Regions from separate parts of the Mus musculus genome. Here region 1 is linked to region 2. The links are chromatin loops, found by intact Hi-C in ENCODE. Cell type or tissue: heart. All regions are shown on one strand. Each heading gives the region's core, and the rest is flanking DNA. Links, peaks and the distances in the headings are about the cores only. Region 1 overlaps Chfr (checkpoint with forkhead and ring finger domains). Region 2 has its middle 44 kb from the start of Crlf2.

Evidence for each region. Peaks named below come from ENCODE experiments on the same cell type or tissue, not always from the same donor. Only the 100,000 strongest peaks of a DNase experiment are listed, where the experiment ranks them.
Region 1: it touches region 2 in a loop (5-fold over the local background); 3 of 42 quality-filtered maps call a loop at or near these places.

What each region holds. Positions count from the first base shown.
Region 1 is chr5:110,142,054-110,144,867 of GRCm38, forward strand. It overlaps Chfr (checkpoint with forkhead and ring finger domains), which reads left to right. Exons shown (of 18, transcript NM_001289577.1): 4 at 1,498-1,607; 5 at 2,538-2,597; 6 at 2,719-2,814. Among named protein-coding and RNA genes, the nearest start is that of Chfr, 7.6 kb to the left of the region's middle. In heart, for the core only: a CTCF peak has its summit at 1,149 (motif pointing left); no DNase peak of the experiment used is centred there.
Region 2 is chr5:109,601,486-109,604,299 of GRCm38, forward strand. It overlaps the pseudogene Vmn2r-ps23. Among named protein-coding and RNA genes, the nearest start is that of Crlf2, 44 kb to the left of the region's middle. In heart, for the core only: a CTCF peak has its summit at 1,285 (motif pointing right); no DNase peak of the experiment used is centred there.

The sequences.
Region 1 (2,814 bases), core at 30-2,529, 540 kb after region 2:
TAAAGCCATCTTCTGTGGCAACAAACTGCCACAGACTTAGTAGCTTATGAGAATGGTGACTTACTTTTGACAGCTGTAGAGGTTCAGAATCCAATGTGGATCTTGGTGGGCTGATTCCTTGTGGATGCTCATGGGATAATCTCTTTCCTGTCAGAGGTGTTGCCTTCTGGGGTAGAGGTGGTCTAGAGGAGAAGCAGGTAGTCAAGGCAGAGGCAAAACAACCTGTGGGGTCAGGTCAGGAGATAAGCAGAAATCATAGCAGGGCATTTGGGCTTCAGCCTAAGAGCTGGGGTTCATTTGTCTGAGTATGAAGATGACAGTTGGAGGGTACCTGGCTGCTGGAAGCCAGTCAAGATTGTGTCAAGATTGAAGTCTGCATGCTGTTTTGTCAGTTACTAGGACATGGGCGTGCCTGCATATTTAAGTCCTGCCCTTGGCTGCTGTCATGCTGCAGTGGCAAAGCTGAGTAGTTGCAGTGAGACTTGGTGACCACAGAATTTGAACTAGTGCCATGTGCTTTATGGAAAATTTTTGCTATTCCTTGACCCGAGAGAATTATTGTGCAAGCTTGAAATACAAATTCCTTTCAGTGCTGGACCTTTCAGGAATGAGGCTGCAGCACCAAGCTTGGTCCAGCTGAAATTTATTTTATGTTCAGTGTACTGAATTCTTTGGCCATCATGTGCTTATCATCTGATTTTCCAATCGGTTGCCACCAAAAAGTTCTTTCGGGAGAATCTTTCCTGTCCCCACACTCTGGACCTAGAGCATGTACTGCGGTTCCCCATCTAGCAGTGTGATTATAATTGGGTTATAAAGCACAGCTTTTGAGCACAGGAGCCACACCACTGTCAGTGGAAAACCCACAATTTGTTTTACTTTTGTCCTGAATGCATCTTTTGGGAGCGATCAGTACTCAGTAAGGAATGAACTGACAGAGGAGACTGAGAGGGGAAGAGAATGAACTGGATTTTGGAGAGAAGGGGCAGCTGTATCAACAGCGCAGGAAGGAAGGAAATGACAGCACTGTGCTGCCTCAGGGTCCACCTTGAGGCATGCCAGAAAGACCTGCATTGGAATTGCAGGTGACCCGCATGACCATTCAAAACCATATGTAATTCCAGTTCCAAGAGTTCCAGTGCCCTCTTCTGGCCTACACACATGCATGCACGCGCACGTGCAAAATAATCATACACTTAAAAAAATAGAGCAGGAGTAACAAGTAAAAAGTAATTTTTACAGAAAAAGAAAAAGAGAAAACCACTCTTAGAAAATTGGGTTGCTGATTTGTTATAAGTGGGTAGTGACAGGCAACCTTTTTGTCTAGATCATACTTGCATGTATAAATGGTTAGTTTTTTTTCCCTCTGAGTATGTTCAGAATAGTAATGCTGGGCAAATTTCTTAATATGGTAGAAAAATGTTTATCCTATTTAGTTATTTTGAGTGGGGTAACTTACACTTTTGTTCTGTCTTGTTTGTTTGTTTGTTTTAACAGCACCAATGGAACAGTGATCAATAAGCTGCAAGTTGTTAAGAAGCAGACTTACCCTTTACAGAGCGGGGATATCATCTATTTGGTGTACAGGAAGAATGAGCCAGAACACAGTAAGAGGGACAGTTAACTGGGGTAGATACTTTCCCCAGGTGTTGCACCAAGAAGCCATCTAGCTGAGGCTGGACACACCCTCAGAAAGAGTATGTGTAGAAGGAGACATCTCCATACAAAGTGACAGTCGTGGGGGTTCTTGGTGTAAGGACTTGGGTGGAGTGCTGACCCTTCAGCTGGGCCTTTCTAAAGGCAAGAAAGCCATCAGGAGCTGCACACCTCACAGTGGCAGCCATGGGGAGGAAATGGGCTGGGCTGGGCTGGACAGTAGAATTGGAGTGTGGGAGCAAAACCCAGATAGGGGCCCAGAAGCCACTGGCAGTGCTGCTTTTGGATACTTTGCAAGAGACTGTAAAGGTTAGACTGGATCTAGCTCCATGAGGGTACCCTGAAATACTTGAAGACCACCATAAAGTTATTCTTGGCAAGGAGTACAAAGAGGACACTAGTATTCCTTAAGTCCTGCCACAAAGAAGGACCGTGTATCTTTTCTTCCTAGTGGTTATTACACAGTTATTAGTGAAGTGTGTCTTTTTTGCCCTTGACTCCCCTATGAGACCATTTTCCCCTTTGGTTGCTTCCGTATACTTAGGTTGGTAACTGTGGTTCACTTTTTTTTTTTTTTTTTTTCCCCGAGACACAGTTACTCTGTGTAGCCCTGGCTGTCCTGGAACTCACTCTGTAGACCAGGCTGGCCTCGAACTCAGAAATCCTGCCTCTGCCTACAGAGTGCTGGGATTAAAGGTGTGCGCCACCACTGCCCAGCGTGGTTCACTTTTATTAGAATCACTTACACTGGTAAAAGTTGTTACCAGATGGTAAATGAAGATAATCAAAAGACAGGTTGTGATGTGATCACAGGATGGGGAGAGTTGACTTCGCACTTCCCATGGGGCCACGGCTCCCTGACTTGTTTAATTTCCTTTTAGATGTGGCATACCTCTATGAATCTTTAAGTGGCAAACAGAGCTTAACTCAAGACTCCCTTGGTAAGTGGAAGGATGGCAGAGGCCTGGATGCTGTACAGGGCTTTGTGTTCTAGGATGGCCCTTCAGCTCCTTGGTGTCTTTCTGAGTTGTGAGTGTACCCCCTTTGTTTTTGTGCCTATAGAAGCCAATAAGGAAAATATGTTCCATGTGACCAAAGATTGCTCAGGTCCAGGGCAGGGTGATGATCCCCAGGTTCCACTATTGTCACCCATGGCTC
Region 2 (2,814 bases), core at 200-2,699:
GGGTTGGAAACTCTCAGGCTGGGTCTAGCCCAGAGCAGGGGGGAAAGGGGAAGCTCTGGCTGGTCCCACAGGGAGAGTCCTTGGCTTGATATTGATCATGGCTGGGAGTGCAGAGAGGCCTTCTATGGGAGATTAGACAGCAGCTCTGTAGGTAAAGGCCTTCTCCATGGCTTCCCACAGTGGATCCTGATGAAAAAAGTCTGTGGTTCCCCATCATCTATTGCCATGGAGAAAAATGGATGCGTAAAACCACACCCCATGTCTCAGGATGGGCCTGAGATTAAATGCCTTTTGCACCGAGGAATGTCTGGGAAGGGAAGCTTATTGGCTAAGCCCTCCAGACCTCTAGGTACTTCATTAGCATGGAGATCTCTGTCTTGCTCCTACATGACCACAGGTCACATCTCTTTTCCTATTGTCTTGGGCTTGGGGCATTGTGCTAATGTGACTGATGACCACAAATCTATGGGGGGCTGCTGACAGGGGCCTGATGCCCAGTTCAGGCGAAACTCCTCCTGTTCCTAGGGTCTCTGGGGCTTCAAAGCCTTTAGGTCAACTGAGGACCAGGCTACCTCTCAGGGTTCACTGTTTTTGTGTAGATATATGTGTAAGCATGCGTGGATACTTGTGGAGTTGATTGTGACAGATGATCAGGCCTGGTGAGAGTGTGGTTGTATCAATGTTTTAATGTATATGTATCTGTGCATATTTGCCTGTACAAACTATCTTAATTCTTTTCTTTTCCTTCCTCTCTGGTTCACAAAGAGTCAACCATATTATCCAGAGAGGCTTCTGGCTGGCTCACCAAAGAAAAGAGCACTAGCAAGAAATCCTTTCACTTATTACCTGTTTTATAATGAGGTGGTAAATGTCAGAGTCTGCAGTTTCTGGTCTCAAAGGGACTCAGGCAGGTCCACTACAGCAGCAAAGTGACTTAGATTTAGATAGGTAAATGTTTTATTATTACACAGGAACCCTAAATATCTCATAAGACCAAATCTTACCCCTGCTGACACTCTTCCCCTTTCAATGCGTCAAGAAGAACCAAACAAGAAAGAAGAGCCACCAGGGCTACCCACTGCCCCTACAGAAGCCATTCGGAGGCCCTTGGGGGTACCATCCATGAGAAGCCCCTTGAGATCATAGCATGCTCTTTTTCTCACCGAGGGCAGGATGGAAAAGCTAGCTACATGAGTGAAGTGTGGAGAATAAGAAGACCAACAAGGGAAGCACAGTGACATCTGTGATACTAGTAAGTCCTCTCTTTCCAGGGTATTCTGAGCATCCTCCAGCAGAGGGAGACAGAGACACACCTTCAAGAGTCAGGTCTGTCTAAGCTCCTGCTGGGTGGCAGAAAGTGTAACATTGTAGCTAAGAGTCTTTTAAAGCCTTTTAAGAGAAAGGCCAGCCACAATTGTTGGGCATCACCCTACTGGCAGGCCTATGGGGGAAGGTACCAGGGGCATGCACTCACCCAACACAGGTCTCCCCTTTCAGACAATGGGCAGTGACTGATAGAGTCTCTTTTACCCCACTTTCTCTCAACCCCCTCAGGCTTCTTACACACACACAAAACCAAACAAACAAAAGACTGAAGACATGAGAATGCAGTACAAGCAGCAAGAAGGAGCAGCGTGACAGGGAACTGGATGTGGGACCACCAACTCAGAAGTGGGCATATTAATGGCCAAAGCCTGGAATACACCAGAAGCACCGGGAGGATTGAAAGCATGGAACATGGAGCGTACAGGCACTGGATGGGAAGGGCATGCACTGCACCGGATCAACGATCCTTCAGGCCTTGGGGTAGAGGATCAAATGCAACACACAAAAGGAGTGGACTGTGTGAGGACAGCAGTCTATGCTTCCACGGGGACCCCAAGAACCACAGTGAGAAGTGCGAGAACTCATGGTGTTTGTGCTGGATAGCCACACCCCTGCCTTCCACACACCACCAATGGTGATGGGGAGGAGAGGCGAGGGACCCTTCGTCAAAATGAGAAGAGTTGCCACCATTCACAATGAATATCCATCTCTCCCCTGTCACATCTTGGGGCCCACCCCAAAGAGAGCACAAGAGCCCCACATCCATCCACTGACAGTGTTATCAGCAAATGCCATCAGGAACGACAAATGGGATCTTATGTGGGAAAAACTAACAAGCCAGGATACAACAGTGAGCAGAGCAAGTGAGCACCCCTAGAAAAATGGAGAAAGCCAAGCAACCTGCCACCAAAGAAGAAACAGAGAGGGGAGGAGGAGGGGGAGAGGGGGAGGGAGAGAGGTGGAGAGGGGGGAGGGGGAGGGGGAGAGGGGGGAGGGGGACATCCACCACCCAGGGCAAGCATGGAAAACTGCTTTGCTTGGGGCTGCAAAAAGTGAGAGGCTCAAAAAACAACAAAAAAAACCCAACTAGAACAAAACAAAACACTTGCCTTCTTACTCCATGGAAGCAATGTTGTGAGGAGGACAAAGTCATGCACTTTGCGTGCACTTGACAGAAAGACCAGGGCACCCCAAGCAGGCACTATGGGAGATTTGTGTACTCCTTGAGAAAAAAAAAATGGAGCTGGTCATGGAGGAGCCCAGGAAATACCAGCATAAAATATGCGATCTTCTTGACCCTAGCTCCGCCACAGGAAGGAGGCAGCCAGTATAGGTATAGCTTCAGGCGCTGGGATGCCCAAGGGCAGAAAATGGGTGGCCAAAAAAGAAGATAGCCATAGAGGGCCTTGTCCATTAATGTCACCAACCAAAGGACAGAATGTCAGCATTTGTGTCCAGGTACAATATGGACAGATTGCAAAGAACAGA